Regions from separate parts of the Mus musculus genome. Here region 1 is linked to region 2. Evidence: chromatin loops called from intact Hi-C (ENCODE). Cell type or tissue: left cerebral cortex. All regions are shown on one strand. Each heading gives the region's core, and the rest is flanking DNA. Links, peaks and the distances in the headings are about the cores only. Region 1 holds the start of Kdm6b (KDM1 lysine (K)-specific demethylase 6B). Region 2 holds the start of Mpdu1 (mannose-P-dolichol utilization defect 1).

The links. Peaks named below come from ENCODE experiments on the same cell type or tissue, not always from the same donor. Only the 100,000 strongest peaks of a DNase experiment are listed, where the experiment ranks them.
Region 1: a loop joins it to region 2, with 2.4 times the contacts of the local background. A loop is called at or near these places in 2 of 42 quality-filtered maps.

Annotation. Positions count from the first base shown.
Region 1 is chr11:69,414,800-69,423,086 of GRCm38, forward strand. It overlaps Kdm6b (KDM1 lysine (K)-specific demethylase 6B), which reads right to left and starts at 1,395. Exons shown (of 24, transcript NM_001017426.2): 1 at 1,218-1,395. It overlaps Dnah2 (dynein, axonemal, heavy chain 2), which reads right to left. Exons shown (of 86, transcript NM_001081330.1): 80 at 8,182-8,287; 81 at 7,957-8,108; 82 at 7,720-7,834; 83 at 6,931-7,107; 84 at 6,763-6,837; 85 at 6,471-6,621; 86 at 6,010-6,348. The coding sequence ends at 6,194. It overlaps Gm51903 (a long non-coding RNA gene), which reads left to right and starts at 714. Exons shown (of 2, transcript XR_003949708.1): 1 at 714-985; 2 at 4,190-6,004. In left cerebral cortex, for the core only: CTCF peaks have their summits at 551, 3,750 and 4,826 (motif pointing left); DNase peaks (open chromatin) are centred at 583, 1,139, 1,348, 2,863 and 6 more places; H3K4me3 peaks cover 5,280 bases; H3K27ac peaks cover 4,787 bases.
Region 2 is chr11:69,658,281-69,666,598 of GRCm38, forward strand. Mpdu1 (mannose-P-dolichol utilization defect 1) reads right to left here and starts at 4,369. Exons shown (of 7, transcript NM_011900.4): 1 at 4,189-4,369; 2 at 531-596; 3 at 286-418. The coding sequence starts at 4,291. It overlaps Cd68 (CD68 antigen), which reads right to left and starts at 7,890. Exons shown (of 6, transcript NM_001291058.1): 1 at 7,740-7,890; 2 at 7,223-7,656; 3 at 6,967-7,086; 4 at 6,755-6,833; 5 at 6,471-6,641; 6 at 5,933-6,224. The coding sequence starts at 7,782. The coding sequence ends at 6,091. Mir1934 (microRNA 1934) reads left to right here and starts at 4,763; the gene lies at 4,763-4,845. In left cerebral cortex, for the core only: CTCF peaks have their summits at 2,994 (motif pointing right) and 4,427; DNase peaks (open chromatin) are centred at 4,421, 7,579 and 7,971; H3K4me3 peaks cover 1,712 bases; H3K27ac peaks cover 2,430 bases.

The DNA.
Region 1 (8,287 bases), core at 288-8,287, 240 kb before region 2:
GGGAGGGTTGCAGGCCAGACCAAGGGGGTCAGAAGGGTATGTGATGGGTGTCTGGACACCAGAGTGGGGGAGGGCCAACAGCCATTTAAAGGGCCAACCTCAGAACTTTAATCCCTTACCAGCCTTGGCCCCAAGCAGGAGGCTGTAATTCATCTGCCCAACAGCTGGGGTGGGGGTGGGGGGGCATGTGCATGAGGAGGAGGGGCTGGGGCCTTCTTGTGCAAAGAACCAAACAACAAAAGGGGAAGCTGAAGGGGCCAGCTCTAAAGTACCCAGGTCACCCTACTGACCTGCGGATCTGCCAGTGGCCCCCACCTGGTTCTGGCCCACAGGTTCTGTAGTTCAGACTCACAGATTCTTGGTCATGGAGTCAAAGGGCTCACCCATGGGGTTCTGAAGAAAGCCTAGACTGAGCACCCTCAGGGCAGGCTGTCAACCCCTTCTTGCACTTTTCCAGCCACAGTAACTGGACTGGAGACCTGAGGCCCAGTCCCAGACAGCCTCAAATGCCCTGCTCACCAGCCAAGCCTCTGTAGACATAGCCTGCCAGCTCCCCCTCCTGCCAGCACAGGGTGGCAGTGGCCACACCAAGGCTGTCCCTTTAAATCATTTCCACCCCTGACGGTGTGGACAAACCAAGGGCCCTGCCCCCCAGGCAGGCAGCTTGCCACCACCCCACCCCCTAACCCCCAGATATGTAAGGGCCATTTAAAGGGACATCAGAGAGGCAGCCTGGTCTCTAACAAATCCCCACCCCCTCCTCACACACTCACTGTCCCTGTCTCCAGCAACACACAGCCCCCCTGCCTCTCCATCAGGCCCCAAATTCCGGTTTTCTCTCACCCCTAGAGACTGCTACGAGGAGAATGGGGCAAGGGAGACTGGGGGGAGCCATTAAAGAATAAGGACTCCCTCCTTCCTCAGAGCCCCATGAGACTGGTCGGAAGAAGCCAGCCTAAGAAACATTGAGACAGAACCCCAAAAGGTGCCTCGGGCAGAACAGGGGAGCACACACTGTGGGGTGGGGGGAAGGGAGTCAGGCTGCACGAGACGGAGGGTGGCGGAGCCAGCAGGCGACAAGCCCAACTCGCAGAAATGGAACAAGGAGGGCTGGGGGGGAAAGGCAAGGCCCGGGAAATCGGGGAGACGGAAAGGGGTCGTCCGGGAGGGTGTGGAAGAAAATCAGACAGGGGGAGGGAGAGCCAGGCCAGGGTTACCTGCTGGGTGTCTGTCCCCCGGCGGTGCCCCCAGAGTCCGGGTAGGGAGGGGGAAGCAGCAGGGGGGGGAGTGGGGGCTGGGGGGCGGGGGAGACGGTCCCTCCTCTGCCTCCTGGGCCTGCCCCGGCGCTTGCAGCCTCTGCCTCCCTCCCTCCTCCTCCCCGTCCCTGAGTCCCGGAGTCAAACAAAGAACTGTAGCAGGCTCTCCCCAACCCCCTCCCTCCCTCCTCCTCCTCCTCGTCCTCCTCCTCCTCCTCCACCTCCTCCTCCTCCCCTCCCTCCCCACCAGCAGGCTCCCTCCTCCTCCCTTCCGGTCTCTTCCTTTAACTACCCGCTCCCCCAGCCTCCCCCCACTAGTCTCTCTCCACCCACCCACCCACCCCAACCTTTTACACACCCCTTTAGCCTAGCCATGTCCCCGCTAGGGAAACTGTGGAGTCCCTTTGCAAAATGAAAGGCTCCAGAGAGCAACATGGGAGGGAACCAGAGTATCGCTTGAAAATCACAAGCTACAACGTAATTATTTTAACAGCCAAAGGAATATAGTCTTAGCTATTTTTTTTTAAGGAGGGGAAAAATAAACCTAAAGAAAGCAATACAAATCTGGCTAAAGCCCACATCAAATAAGGTACATAAAGTAGTCGATGCTAATCCCTGACACCCCCCCCCCACACACACACACACACACAACACACACTCCAGGTAGCAGAATTCTCCACTCTTTAACCAATCCCCTGTGAGGGCTACTTTAGAAACAGGTCCACCCACTATAATAACTAACAACATTTAATAATATGTATTTTCTGATACTCATTCGGTATTAATTTTATACCAACCACTGTGCTAAATGCTTTGCATAAATTATTTCACTGCCCCCTCCCATCAGCTAGAAGGTAGGTATTGATATTTAAATGTCCCAGATTGCAGATAGGAGGTTCTGCAAGGTTGTGACTTTTCCCGAGTCCCATTTAGTGGCAGAGCTGGGGTTAGAATCCAGGTTTGAGCCGACAATCCACATTCTTAGGCACAAGAAAGGAGACTCTGTAATACCATCACCAACTCCAAGATTTAACAGAGGGCAGCCATAACTATCACTGGACTTCTCTCTCAAAAGTGGGCAATACCAGAAGCTGATCCACCTACCTACACAGATAAAGACCTTGACTTTTCAGCCTAACTCTTTCTCCTCAGTTTGGTAAGAGGAGGTGACGGGAGTCGCAGGGATGGGCTGGTGTGTATACCCACATACAGCTCCTCTCTTAGGGGCAGCTGTCTTGCAACTACACCCACTTCAGCTCAAGCTGGGAAAGGGGCAACCTGACACTGGGCCATGCAGCAGGTGGGAAACTAAAAAGACTTCAGGAGACACTTCCAAGGGCGCGCGGGAGGGAGTACGGGGGGTGGTAGTGGTAGTGGGGACTGGAGAGGAAGTTTTTCCATGGCAATCTAGGAAAAAGAAGGGGGGGGAAGACCCAGAATTCTCTCAAGCCAGCAAAGGGGCAAAGTCTTTCAGGCCACACCACACCCGCGCCCCTCCCCCTTCACGAAACTCCAGGCCAGGGTTTCCCACCTGCAGGATGCTAATGCCAAGGGAAAGGAAAGGAGAAAGAGATGGCACGGGACTGGAACGGGACTCTGGGCAGAGGTGGGAGGGAATGGAAAGGGGAGGAGATCGCATTGCCTGGCAACCGTCCCGGGGCACGTGCACTGGTGACATCATCCCAGGCCACCTCGAACACAGACCTTTGACTCCTACCAGGGCGAAGAAGCTGCTAGCTGGCTAAATTTCCTGAGAAAATAGCTTTAGGAATTCTGGGAACCCAAAAAGGAGACGAAGGAGGGAACCCAGGCGTCCTGCTTTTATCTCTGTTAACCCCAGCAGAACCAATCCTAGGGAATCCGGTCATTCGCCTGCCTCCTCCTCTCAGCCTCCAGCCTTGACCTCCCAACCCACATTTCTGACTGTCCCGACACGCCCCTCGGAAATACTGTGCCTTCTTTCTTCTGGGCTTGATCCCGGGTTAGGGGCGGGAGACTAAGGGACGGGGCACCAACCAAGTCCCGCGGGACTCCGTCTGCTATCTGCAGGATCCCTTGTGCCCCAGCTGGCCGCCAGCCGGAATCTGTCTGGGTCCCCAACTCTCCCGCCCCTCCCGCGCCGTTCCAGGGCGGAGTCTGTGGAGTTGAAATCAGGACACGCGGAGAGGAAGAGTTATATAACCCTCTGGAGAAGCAGAAAAGGACGAGTGGAGACGGGGACAGCCCGAAAGGAGCCAAGGGAGGTGTAAAGAACGCCAGAGCGTGCGAGGAGGAAATGTTAAGGAAGGGAAGAGGAAGGTCTGGTTTGCCTATCAAAAGCAGGAATTTACAAGAAAAAAAGAAAATAGGCGTAATGACCCTCTGGCCTAGAAAGTCACCGGGACCACAAGGGGCTTCTCACAGTGTCCTGCCCTGTCACTAACTGCAGCTAGGCCTGGGTGGGTTAAGCCTCGGGAAGGGGTGCTTGTACCCACTCCCTTTCTTTTGTGGAAACACCCTTTGCCGGAGCTCGGGAAAGCCGCGGCTGAGCCTAGGGGGCCGGAAACCACAGCTCCGCCCAGCCCACCTGGGAGCTTGGGGCGCCAGCTGGGGGTGGCGGTGGGGAACACAGGTAGCGGGCCTTCCCTCGAGAGGCTGACATTAACAGTCGACACCCGGCTAAAGAGCGCAAACCCACCCAGACGTCTGGGCCCGCAGGGGTTGAGAAACACAACCCTGGACTAGTTTGCAAACACAGACTGACGACCTGAGGCAAAGGGGGGGGAGGGAGGGAGAGACACACACACGACTCGCCGCGCAGGCGCAAGAGACTGTCTGGGCTCGTGCAGTGGAAGGGGTTGTACAGGGAGTGGAGCGTGTGGGAGTGCACGTGCGGATCCTGGGTAGCCACCGCCACCACCCCCCCTTCCACCTCCTCCCTCTCCCTCTTTCAGGCTCTCTATGACAGCTTCCCATTGGTCACTAGGACCCTGACGTAGTCGACGTCCGCTAAAGCCGATTGGACTGGAGAGAGTGAGTTTGGGAATCTGGCGGTGGACGTTCCCCAGCCTGTTACTCTGGCAACTGAGAAAACAACCCTGGCAAGCGACGGAGGTTCGACCAGCCTTACTCTGAGCAACCACTGGGTCCGTTCCTATCGCACCTCAATTAATTACTTCTTTTCTCTCGGAGTTCTCATCGCCAGGAACTAGGTGTTCTGCCTTCGACCTTCCCCACACTCCAGCCTCCAAGACACAGTCACAGGCCACAAGCCAGAAACGAATCTGCAGTTTAGTGACCAACTCAACCCAAATGCCACTTCACCACTGTTTATTCTAGGCCGGAAAAAGCATAGTCTCTCGCCCTGTCCCTAGCTTCTGCACTTTACCCATATGCTTACAATTTCCTGGGCCGGGGGCGGGTGCCAGACAGATGACAGGGAATCAAAGGTGAACCTCAGCGCACCTTTCTCAAAGGTGCGTGTCACAGCTATAGATAGCCCCCCCCCCCCAACCCGCATGGCCCTCGGCTCTGGTGGGCGTCTCATCTTCGCCATCTCGTGGCTACGTGGGAAAGGTTCAGCATGGAGAAAGGGCCAGAGCCCAGTGAAGGCTAGGGAACTGAAGACGGAAAAGTGAGGAGGAGGGCACCGGCAACTAGAGGAACGAACCAGGCGAGGCCGAGAGCAGACGGTGCGGTGGAGTGCTGTGAGATGGAAAAGCTACCGCTCCTGGAGGGATGGTGAAAGTTGAGAATACATACACATCTCCCCGGAGAAAAGAGCTGGAGGGAACCTTTGAGTGGCCCTGTAACTGGAAGTTCACTTTGCCTGATCGCTTCTGATCTCAGTGAGCCAGCGCCTAGCCATAGCCCTATCTGCAAACTGTCCTATAGTCTCCTTCCTCAGGACCGCTGAGCCCCGCCCTAGTGTCAATTCACCATCCCAAGCGGGACTGGGATTACTTTTAGGCCCTTTTGACCTTTAGAGCCAAGACCACGGGTTTTCCACTACCTTTGCCTTGTTCCCTTTTGGGGAACTTAGATGTCCTGCGCCCCGACTCTGACATTGCTTTTCCCAAGACTCAAATGCCTTGCCCGACCTCTCCAGAGAGTCTGACGTCCCGCCCCTCCCCCTTGCAAGGAGATGGTCTCCCTCTTTCCAAAAGTCCCTGCGGCTTCCCATTACCTGGTTCTGGGGGTCCCAGGTATTCAGGATCTTCAAGGCCTCTCGGGGGTCGAGCGGCCCCCCCTCCCAGGCAGGAGTTGGGGGGGCCGCTCCACCCCGTGGCGCAGTTTGATTTTCCAACACAAACACCCGCCCCCACCCCCCTTCCTCAACCCCGCCCCCGACTCGTGGTCCCGCCCCTCGCGCTGAAGTCCCTCTCTCCGGCTCCGCCCTGCCTTCGGTCCGCTCCCCTCAGCTGTAGTCTCAGATAAGAATCCCCAGTAAGGATTGCAAGGCTTCGTTACTGTGCAGTGTATAGAGCCCATCACGGACCCTTACCTGACAAGTCTTTTATTCTATTTGCATCGCGCGCCCTTCCAAAGCAAGCCCCACCCCGCCTGCTCAAATCCTTTCCAGGAGACTTGGTCACACCTTCTTTTAGGCCTGGTGGGCAAGTAGTTCAAGACCACGCCTCCTCTTATAGGCCACCTTTCTCTTCTCAGTTCTGGTTGTAGCAGCTCCTTTCCTTAAGTCCCAGCTTCCCTCCCTCCTCCAGGTTTCCTCCACCCCCAACACACATTAAAACACCATCATTGAGAGACTTGGGGCTTGGTTTTGCACGGTTTTTACTGCACTGAGCGCCAATACAAGTCTTCCACCTTTTCCGCTAGCGCCACTAGGTACTGTCAGAGTGTCACTATATGCTAGATTCAGCTAAAGTCAAAGCCTGAGATCCAGCTTTAGTTCAAGGTCCTAGGGCTTCCGACCCTCTCAAGGAGGAGAGAAGAGCTCATCAGCTGTCCAGGCTCATCAGTAGAGCAGTGCCCCTCTTAATCCAGTGATCAGATGTCATGGATCCAGATCGGAGATCGATGCCTATGACAAAGGAGGCTCGATCTGTGCTGCCTGCCCGGTTGGGATAATAATAGCAGGGACAGGAGTACATGCCTAGGGGAGAAGAAAAGAAGTAAGATTCTGGAGCCTGGAAGATCAGAGCAAGTGCATTTGGGAACTGGAGCAGGGAGGATGGGTTAGTATCCAAACGGGATAGGGAGGGGGCAGTTTCCCACCCTTGGCACTTTTCTTTCGGCTCTCTGCTGGACGGAAGTGGATCGTGGGCATGAGGCAGACCAGCTGCATGGGCTCCGCCTCCACTAAACAAGAATTCTTTCGGTCCCAGCCAGCACCCTCCAGGTACAGGCCCCGAACCCAAACTCCATCCTGGAGAGAAATGGAGACAGAGTTGAGGGAAAGACCCTACGCTGACAATACCTTTGACCTAAGTCCTCTGTCCTCCTCTTCACCCCACTTCCCACTGTTTCTTCCATTTCCCTCCTCATCCCGAGCCCATCCGCCTCCCACCTTGGGTGGATACACCAGGTTGCTGTCGTCCACAGTGGAAACTATAAATTCCCAAGAGAGGCTGTCCACTGAGATCTGTGGATTGAAGGCGACAATGAAGGAGGCCCCCAAGGAAGAGAAGGAATGAATGCACGTTCCTAGGCTGCCTCCCCGGCTCTGGATGCTCACGTTGTTTTGGCGAGCGGCAGACTGCAGTACCGCAGTGAGGAAGCCAGTGGGGAAAGTGAAGCCAGACAGCCAAAAGAGCACCGGAGGGCGGGCTCGACTGGCCCATGTTTCAAACTGTTCCACACGCACAGCCAGGTCCCGGGTCCATGACGCCAAGGGCTTTTGTGAGGGATATACCTGAGGAACGAGGGGGTGCATGTGGTGTTTTGTCCACAGTGCTTTCCCTGTCAGTATTAAGAACACCTGGGGCATTCGCCAAAGCTCTCCAAAAGTTAACTGGGGGGGGGGGGCATAAAATAGCAGCTACTTATTAATAATAGTATCACTACAAGATTATCCTTTATCCAAAATGCACGGTGCCAGAAGAGCTTCAGATTTCTCATGGGTTTTTCAGGGGTGTGCTTGGAATATTTGCATAGACTACTGGTTGAGGATCCCTGATTTGAAAAATTAATAATCTGAAACCTTTTGAGCACTGTGCTTGGCACTCAGGTCGTTTCATATTTCCGAGTTTTGAATGAAGGGTGCTTGTTCTGCAGAGATCAGGTACTGAGTGAGTACCACGGACAGTCTTTGGGAGTGGGGTATCCTTAAAATATCCTTGCAGAAATTAATGTGACTACATCTATAAGTTAAGGTCTGCAGTCAGTGAATGGCAGAGCCAGATCTCAACACAGATTGAACCTGTCTGGGTTGGAACCCCAGGCTCTTTGAAGTCTGCTATATGCCTCCTGGAAATGAAGTGAAGAGGAGGGTCAGGGTTAGGACTGACAGCCGTTGGGAGCTTGCCTTTCCCCAGAGTGGAGGGACATGAGCATCAAATATGCAGTTGAAGATCTCTTCCAGGCTTGTTGACATGACGATGAGGCCCTGGATGCCCTTCTCCAAGTCTGTCAGGGAGAACCTGAGTGGAAGGAGGCAGGTAGGCTATTAAAGAGGTGCAGGCCTGGGAGAGCCATCCCAACCGTGAGTGGGGTTGTCTTTCTCCTTCCCCTCCCACGTTCTATAGTGTTCCTTCGGTCTTACAAGATGGTCTTCATCAACTTGTTATATCTCTGGATCTCCTGCAGGAGGACCACATTGAGTGGGGAGGGGTCAAGAGCCAGCAACTTTCGGGTCCCCTCATAGTCGATCATCTCGGGGATCTTCTGCTTCACATCAGCAGCCAACTCTAGGACCTAGGGAGGCAGAAGCTCGGGGCTAGGCTGCCCTTCCTCAACATGCCCTCTCCCCGGGCATCTCTCTTCCTACCTTCTCTTCTCGGCTCTGGCCACCAACCCTGGTGGGTGTGATCTGGGGTTGCAGGGAAAGCAGGGTCTCAAAGAGGGTCCGGGCCTCTGTGATCTGGGAGGCCACG
Region 2 (8,318 bases), core at 185-8,184:
ACACTGCAAGGAGAGAACCAACTCCTACAAGTTGTTCCGTGACCCCTCCCACCTCAAATAAACAAACTGAAAAGAAAAGAATTGTGGGGCTGGGCGGTGGTGGCACATGCCTTTAATCCCAGCAGTTGGGAGGCAGAGGCAGGCGGATTTCTGAGTTTGAGGCCAGCCTGGTCTACAGAGTGAGTTCCAGGACGGCCAGGGCCACACAGAGAAACCCTGTCTTGAAAAACCCAAAGAGAATCTTGGGGATTTGGCTTTGGGCGTGAAGAGTGGACCCTCACTCACCTGAAGGGGAAGTTGTTGGTGATGCTGTAGACCACGGTTCCGGTCAGTGCCACTAGCTCCAGCATTACTGACTGGAGACTCAGTCCTTCTGCACTCTTGGCTCCCAAGAGTTTAAATACCTGGGGCAGCTTGACTGTGGACAAAGCAGCAGGGCTGAGGAAAGGGCACTCTATCCCCAGCCTTGGCATCCTCAGCCTCTCACCTCCCTTCCCTTTACTCCAACAGCAGGAAGGAGCTGTACGTACCGAGAAGTGACCCAGCCACGATGCCCAGCCCGAGGCCTTTGCTGAGGAGAATCTTGAGGCAGGGAACTGAGAAGAGAGAGCAGTCAGCAGAGAGGCCTCTGGCGCCCAGGTGAGGGTTTGAAGTGCTCCTAGGAGCTGTTGCCCTCTCCCTCACCCGTGACCACCACACCTACCACACCAGTAAGTCTCTGGGGGTGGTAGGGATGACAGGGCAAACATCCTTGCTACAGACATCTTCTATTCAGACTGGGTGTGCTGTCACAACAGCTTCTTCCTTCCTGTCCCCCTTCCATTCCCTATAAATACACGTCTAAAATAGTTTTGAGGGCTGCAAAGAGTAGGGTTGTCCCCTTCAGAAGGACCAGGATAACCAGAAGGTTCTGAAATGTATGGTGTGGGCACTTGTCTTTGGAAGGAGGAGCATTTGAAGTAGGCCATCCAGTTCCTGAGGAGAGTAGGGTCAGGGAATTCTTAAGCAATGCCTGTGTAACTAAAAAGCTAACTTTTATCCCTCATTAACCCAGGAGCCACGTGGTAGACGGACAGAAACAACTCCAGAACTTCCATGCATGGCCCCCCTAATAAACTGTACTAACAAAAATGCACTAAGGCCGGGCGTGGTGACGCACTCGGGAGGCAGAGGCAGGCGGATTTCTGAGTTCTCTGAGTTCTCGAGGTCAGCCTGGTTCTACAGAGTGAGTTCCAGGACAGCCAGGGCTACACAGAAACCCTGTCAAAAAAAAAAAAAAAGCACTAAGAAAGTATGTCTTTTAAAAATGGAGAGATGGCTCAGAGGTTAAGAGCACCAACTGCTCTTCCAAAGGTCATGAGTTCAAATCCTAGCAACCACATGATGGCTCACAACCATCTTTAATGAGATCTGATGTCCTCTTCTGGGATGTCTGAAGACTGCTACAATGTATTTACACATAATAAATTAATTAAAAATGAAATCTTTTTTTGTTTTTGTTTCTGTTTTTTTTTTTTGTTTTTCGAGACAGGGTTTCTCTAGCCCTGGCTGTCCTGGAACTCACTTTGTAGACCAGGCTGGCCTCGAACTCAGAAATCCGCCTGCCTCTGCCTCCCGAGTGCTGGGATTAAAGGCGTGTGCCACCACGCCTGGCTGAAAAAAAATTTAAAAAGTCATAAGGGATGTGTGTTGTAGTTCAGGCTTTTAGTCTTATTTAATCATCTCTGAGTTCAAAGCCAGCCAGAATTACACAGTGAGACCCTATCTCAAATACTTAAAAACTATTGTCAGGTGTGGTGGCAAAAACATTTAATCTTAGCACTTGGGATCGAAGGACAGCTATGTGAGTTCAAAGCCAGCCTGGTCTACATAGTGAGTTCAGGCCAGCCAGGGTGATATAGAGAAACTATTAAAAAGGCTGGAGATATGGCTCAGTGTTTACGAGTACTGACTGTTCTTCCAGAGGACCTGGGTTTAATTCCTGACACCCACATGGAGTTCACAACTCTTAACTCTATTTCGAGGAGATCTGACACCCTCATTCATACATACATTCAGGCAAAACACCAGTGTACATAAAACAAAAATAAATCTTTAAAGAAATCATTAGGCCAACAAGATGGCTCTGCTGCCAACTCTGTTGACCTGAGTGTATATAAGGGAATACCACAACAGAAATACATTTTAAACATTTGGGACTGGAAAGATGACTTAGTGGTTAAGAGCACATCTCTGCTCTTGCAGAGAAGATCTGAATTCAATTTTTAGCATCCTTCTCCAGTGACTCACAAATGCCCGTAGCTCCAGCTCCAGTGGCATCTTCAGGCCCTTGCAGTCATGTATAGTATACATATACACACACATATACAAGTGAAAAGACACACATAAAAAAAAAAAATCTACATTTCAAAACAACCCTGGCTGGCGAGATGGCTTAGTGGGTAAGAGAGCTGACTGCTCTTCTGAAGGTCCTGAGTTCAAATCCCAGCAACCACATGGTGGCTCACAACCACCCATAATGAGATCTGACGCCCTCTTTTGGTGTGTCTGAAGTCAGCTACGGTGTACTTATGTATAATAATAAATAAATATTAAAAAATAAATAAAAAATAAAACAACCCTATTTTGTGTGTGAGCACATAGGTGCATGTGTTCAGGTCAGAGACTTTGAGGAGCCAGTTCTCCCTTTTTGCCTTTCTGTGGGTTCCGGGAATTGTACCCAGGTTGCCAGCCTTGCAAGCCACCCCTCCAGTCCCACAGGCGTTCCCTGACTCTTTTCTCTCCCCCCCCACCCCATTCCCACATTCATACATTCCTGAACCTTCAGGTTGTCCCCACTCTTCCAGGACATTTATCCTTGTTCTTCCACTATCTCTATCATTTACTTCTTTTTTTTAAAGATTTATTTATTTATTTACTTTATGTGTGTGAGTACATTGTAGCTATCTATCTTCAGACACACCAGAAGAGGGCATTGGATCCCATTACAGATGGTTGTAGGCCACCATGTGGTTGCTGGGAATTAAACTCAGAACCTCTGGGAGAGCAGTCAGTGCTCTTAACCACTGAGCCATCTCTCCAGCCCCTATCATTTACTTCTTATCTTGGTTTTTCCAGACAAGGCTGCTCTGTGTAGCCAGCCCTGGTTGTATTGGAACTCATCCAGTTGCCTAGGCTGTCCTTGAACTCCCGCCTCTGGGTCCCTCCCAAGGGCTGGGATTAAAGGTGTGGGCCACAGTTCCTGGCAATTTCTCTAATTTTTTTTAAAAAACATTTTTCTTTCAAACCCTGTGTCCAGGGCTGATTTTCAATAGATTGCAGCGAGTGAGCTGAGCTGCTGCCTACAAAACCCTGATCCTGGCAATCTCTCTACCACTGAATCTTTGACCTGGTGGGCATTTGGCCCAGGAAGGCGTCTTGACTATTGTAAGCCAAAAGTCACTTAGAATAGAGAGATGGAGAAGGCTTATCAAAGGCCTTTGTAAAGAAAAAGGAAAGGAAAAGTGCTATACTCCCAACACTCTAGTGACTGAGGCAGGAGGACTGTTGCCAGTTCAAGGGCAGTCTGTGCCACATAGTAAATTCCAGAAGCTGGTGCTGGAGAGAGGGGATAAAAAAAAAAATTTGTGAGCCTCTGTCAGTTGAGTGCTTGGGGCGAAAGGAGGCCTACATGCCTGGCTGGGGTTTTAATTTTGTTTTATAAAATACGAGTTTTCCGCCGAGGATTGGTGGCACACACCTTTAATCCCAGCATTTGGGAGACAGAGTCAGGTGGATTTCTGAGTTCGAGGCCAGCCTGGTCTACAGAGCGAGTTCCAGGTCAGCCAGAGCTATACCCTGTCGGGGGGGGGGGGGGGGGTACGACAAAAAAGCTCCGAGTTTTCCAGCCTGGGGCTAGAGCCTGGTTAGCAGAGTAGCACATGCCGCCCTGAGTTCGACTCCCAGCCCAGAAAGGGATGAGGGTTGGGTACAGACTTCCGAGATTGTAAAACACAAATTTAACTTTTTTTCGGGAGACACCCCTTCATGCCCAAATATGGCACTTTTCCTATGCAGGGCCCCAAACACTTCCGCCCTCGTCAGAACCGCCTTCTGCCCAGCTTCGCGGTGACATTAATCGCCACTGTCACGCCAACTTACGGTTCAAGGCTGCTCCAGCTAGACCTTGAAGGCTGAAATAAAACTCACCATGAAGCAAGTCCCATTGCACGAAGAGCTGGTCGTAACATTTCTCAGGTAAAAGAATTGGCACCAGCAGCCCTTTGAACGGCCCGTCGGCCTCCCCCGCCATGTTGGAAAGCTAAGCTTCCGCCAGGCGGGACAACCCCCGCCATTTATCCGCGCCGCGCATGCGCGCCGCGCACACCCCGCCCTGCTGTCCCCGAGGCCAGGGCTGCTCTTCCCTCTCCGTGATGCTCGCCCGCCTCCTCTAGGGGACACAGGTCTCCTTCCCAGGCAGGCTTTTGTGCGCGCCTTGACGTTCGAATTTTAAAGCGTGTCCGCGTTTGGCGCCTGCGCTGTTAGGACTTCCTCACTTTTGTTTACGCTCTTGTTCTGAAAGCAAGGTCCATGCTGCCCCCTCGCCCTGTCCCCCCTGCATGTACGCCATCTTGTCTAATCTCGGCCAACTTGATAGTGTTTGAAGTTGAAAGGGAAAAGAGTTCGAGTCTTCAAAATGGCGCTAGCAGAAGCACTGCAGCTCTCTTTATCTTTCCTCTTGGTTTCTCCAGAGGGAATAGAGCCGCAAAAGAGCCATTCCGAGCTGGGCCTTCTTTCTGGTCCCCTGCTTCGTCCTCTGTCCAGATGTTAAGAGGATGACGGTGGGGCTGGTGAGATGGCTCAGCGGTTAAGAGCGCCGATTGCTCTTCCAAAGGTACTGAGTTCAAATCCCAGCAACCACATGGTGGCTCACAGCCATCCGTAAGGGGCGAGCTCCGCTGCAGGAGAGCAACCCCTGACACAACAGGGGACCTCAGTCTGCTGTGTCTAGGTGGGAACCCAGAGGGTGCGAGCAAAATTCCAGTATTTGTCTGGGAAAGGGCCCCTAGGGTTAGGCGAAGAGAGCCATCTACATTCCACCACACTGCCAGGACACCTACTCTTGGTTCAGGCTGTAGGGCATTCCTAAACTGTTTCTCAGTTCCTTGTTTTTGGGGGTGAGGGGAATGTAGTTGCTGGTCAGGGCATAATGTCACATGTACCTCTGCTGTGTGGGGGCTCTGGTCCAAGAATTTCTGTAACCTCATGGGACTGTTAAATTGGAAAGGCACCCATCCTTGGCTCCCATCCGTTGAACCATGTCCTACTATAAACAGTAGAATTTATACTTTGGTACAGTGGGTGGCTGTCTGAAAAATCCCTTTTTATATCTGGACAAGGGCAGATTGCAATTGCCACCGCTCCCTCTCCTTCTGGTACTCGGGGATGTGTTTGCGAGGCCTGAAGTTGTTCCTCGTAGCACAGCCTCATAGAAGTCGGCTGCACCAGTGGGCTCCTCAGTGAACTAGCCCCGGCCACAGTGCACATGGAATCTCATTGTTCAGTCACCACTTTTGAAATAAATTAATACAGCCACCTACTCATATTTTAGTTGTGTTGTACCTAGCTGCGCCCCGAGGGTCAGCAACAGGGTGTCAGGTCGGAATGATTCATTCTGTAAGGGACTAGGCAGCCATTGGCCCCAGAGGGAGGAGGGAATTTTGGCAGCTTCACCAGCAGTCACAGGACATTGAGGGATGAACCAATGAAGGCATTTGGTCACTCTCTGGTACTTTTGTCCCTTCTTGCCAGCTGTCTCTTGGTGACTCAGCCACGGGAAGGCACAGGAAGGCATATGACAAGAAACTCGTGGCTTTTAGCCCCGGCAGGACAAGGCAAGCCAAGAGAAAAGATTTCATTAAGTGTTTGTACTCTTAATGAGGAAAGAAAGGAGTAGTAGGTACCATTCATGTTTATTGATTCCCCACCCCTATTATAAAATCTCTTCATTGTGTTCCTAAAGACAGAGAAGGAAGGTAACTGTTGAGTCAGTGGCATGGTGAAGAGATGAGGCGCTCCTTGGTGGCTTACACAGTGGACTGGGGCAGATGCTCAGAGGGGCTGGTAGGTTGATTGTCGTCTGCGGGTGATGCAGAAGGCGATGAGCACCAGGGTGAGGAGGCCGAGGAGGACCAGGCCAATGATGAGAGGCAGCAAGAGGGACTGGTCACGGTTGCAAGAGAAACCTGGCAGAATAATGGGATCCCTGAGAATTGCTGCAGTGGTGGACGGGCTAAAGGTGGGAGGTGGGGGAGGACGGAAGAGGAAAGGGGATGAAGAAAGGCTGAGGAGCCAACCCATAGGTGAGAGCAGTCAGCAAAGGGGAAATAAGGCAGTCTTGTAGAGGAGGCGGAGGTCTAGAAAAAGAGTTCTGGGGAAGGTTTCCAGAGCAATGGGAGAGCTCTAGGAAAGAAGAAGTAGGTAGGGCTTACATGGCCCGAAGTGTCCCTTGTCAGGCAGCTGAGCAGCCTGTAGCCTTAGAGAGAGCAGGTCAAGGTGAACAGCTGGAGAAAGAACTATGCTTGCATTTCCACAGCAGAAGCTTTGGCCCAAGGGAGCTTGGAGCTCTCGAAGAGATGAATTCTGCGCCATGAATGTCCACTCTGCAGTAATTAGTAATTAAGAGTCAAATCCAGTCCTGACTCCTGAGTCCTCCCCACCAGCCCAGCACGCCCAGCCTAGACTTTTAGTGTGGTAAGGAGAAGAGATTACTCACGTGCTGCCTGTGGGAAGGACACATTGTATTCCACCGCCATGTAGTCCAGGTAGACTGTACTCGGGCTCTGATGTAGGTCCTTAAGGTGAACAGAAAGACTCAAGGCATCAGGGACAGAGGCATCCATGTCCACAGAGCAAGAACAGAGGCTCCGGGGGTACAGGTATGGGATATGGAAGAATAGAGGATAGAGACAAACTCAAGCTGTATACCTGTTTGAATCCAAAGGTAAGCTGTCCATAAGGAAATGAGAGAGACAGGTGGGGATGGGTACCGTCACAACCTCCCTGGACCTTGGTTTTGTTGGGATTCAAAACAGATATGCCCCAAGCCTGTAGAAGTGCAATGGTGGGTCTGAAATCACAAGAATGCTCCATCCAGTTTATCCCCTCCTCTTCTCTTCCTCTTCCCTGCTGAACGAGCCCAGGACTTGCCTCTTGCCCTCTTTAAGCCCCACTTTAGCTTTACCTTTCTTCCACCCTGAATTGGGTATAGGATTCGGATTTGAATTTGGGCTTGGAGCTGAACACAAGGCTGGGAGCCGTTGGCCCACGTGTAGTTCCCAAGAGCCCCCTTGGACCTTGGACTAGGCGAGGGTGGAGGTGGTCCAGGGTGAGGGCCAACAGTGGAGGATCTTGGACTAGTAGCAGTGCCATTTGTGGTGGGAGAAACTGTGGCATGAGAAATTGTGGCATTCCCATGACTGGTGGTGGTGGCAGGGTTATGAGTGACAGTTGTGGGTCCGGAGCTGGTGTGAACTGTGACATTTCCGTGACTGGTGGTGGTGGGCCTGTGGCTGGTCGTAGGGCTGGCTGTGCTTTCTGTGGCTGTAGGTGTCATCGTGAAGGATGGCAGGAGAGTAACGGCCTTTTTGTGAGGACAGTCTTCCTCTGTTCCTTGGGCTTTCAGTAAGAGATTGGTTGGCCACCCAGGTGCAGGCTCCTGCCCATGAGCCCTCCCTCCCCCACCTCCCATTTCTCCTTACCTATAAGCGGTCCTAGCAAGATCAGACACACAGGGAGCCGCATGGCAGAGATGCTCAGACCAGCTAGGCTACACCAGTTCCTTCCTCAATCCAATCCCCTTTGCCTTCTCTTGGAAGAGGAAATGAAAAGCCTCACTTCCCTTAACTAAAATAATCCCACCCCAAACCTGACTCAGACACCTCAGCTTTAGCAACCCACTCAAGCCATTGGTTTTCACAATTAGGCTGTGATTGGCAGTGACGTTCTCAGTGGGCGGTACAAAGCCTTGGTTACCTCGTGAGAATGAGGCAGCTGACTCACACGGAACTTACCTAAGCAAAACTTGCTCTACTTGGGAGCTTACAATGCAGCAGAGAAATGGGAAGCCCTTTCCTCATTGGTAAGAAATGCAACCCCACCCATGCACTCCAATCCTAGCACAGGAGGCCGAAGGCAGATGTAAGAGGTCAGCTTAGCCTATTTATTTAGTTGCAGGACAGGAAGAGCTACAGAACAACCATCTCCCTACATCCCCAAGGTGAGTTGACACCTACATCATCTGGGCTAGGCCTAACCAACCAGTTGAATTTTTTTTTTTT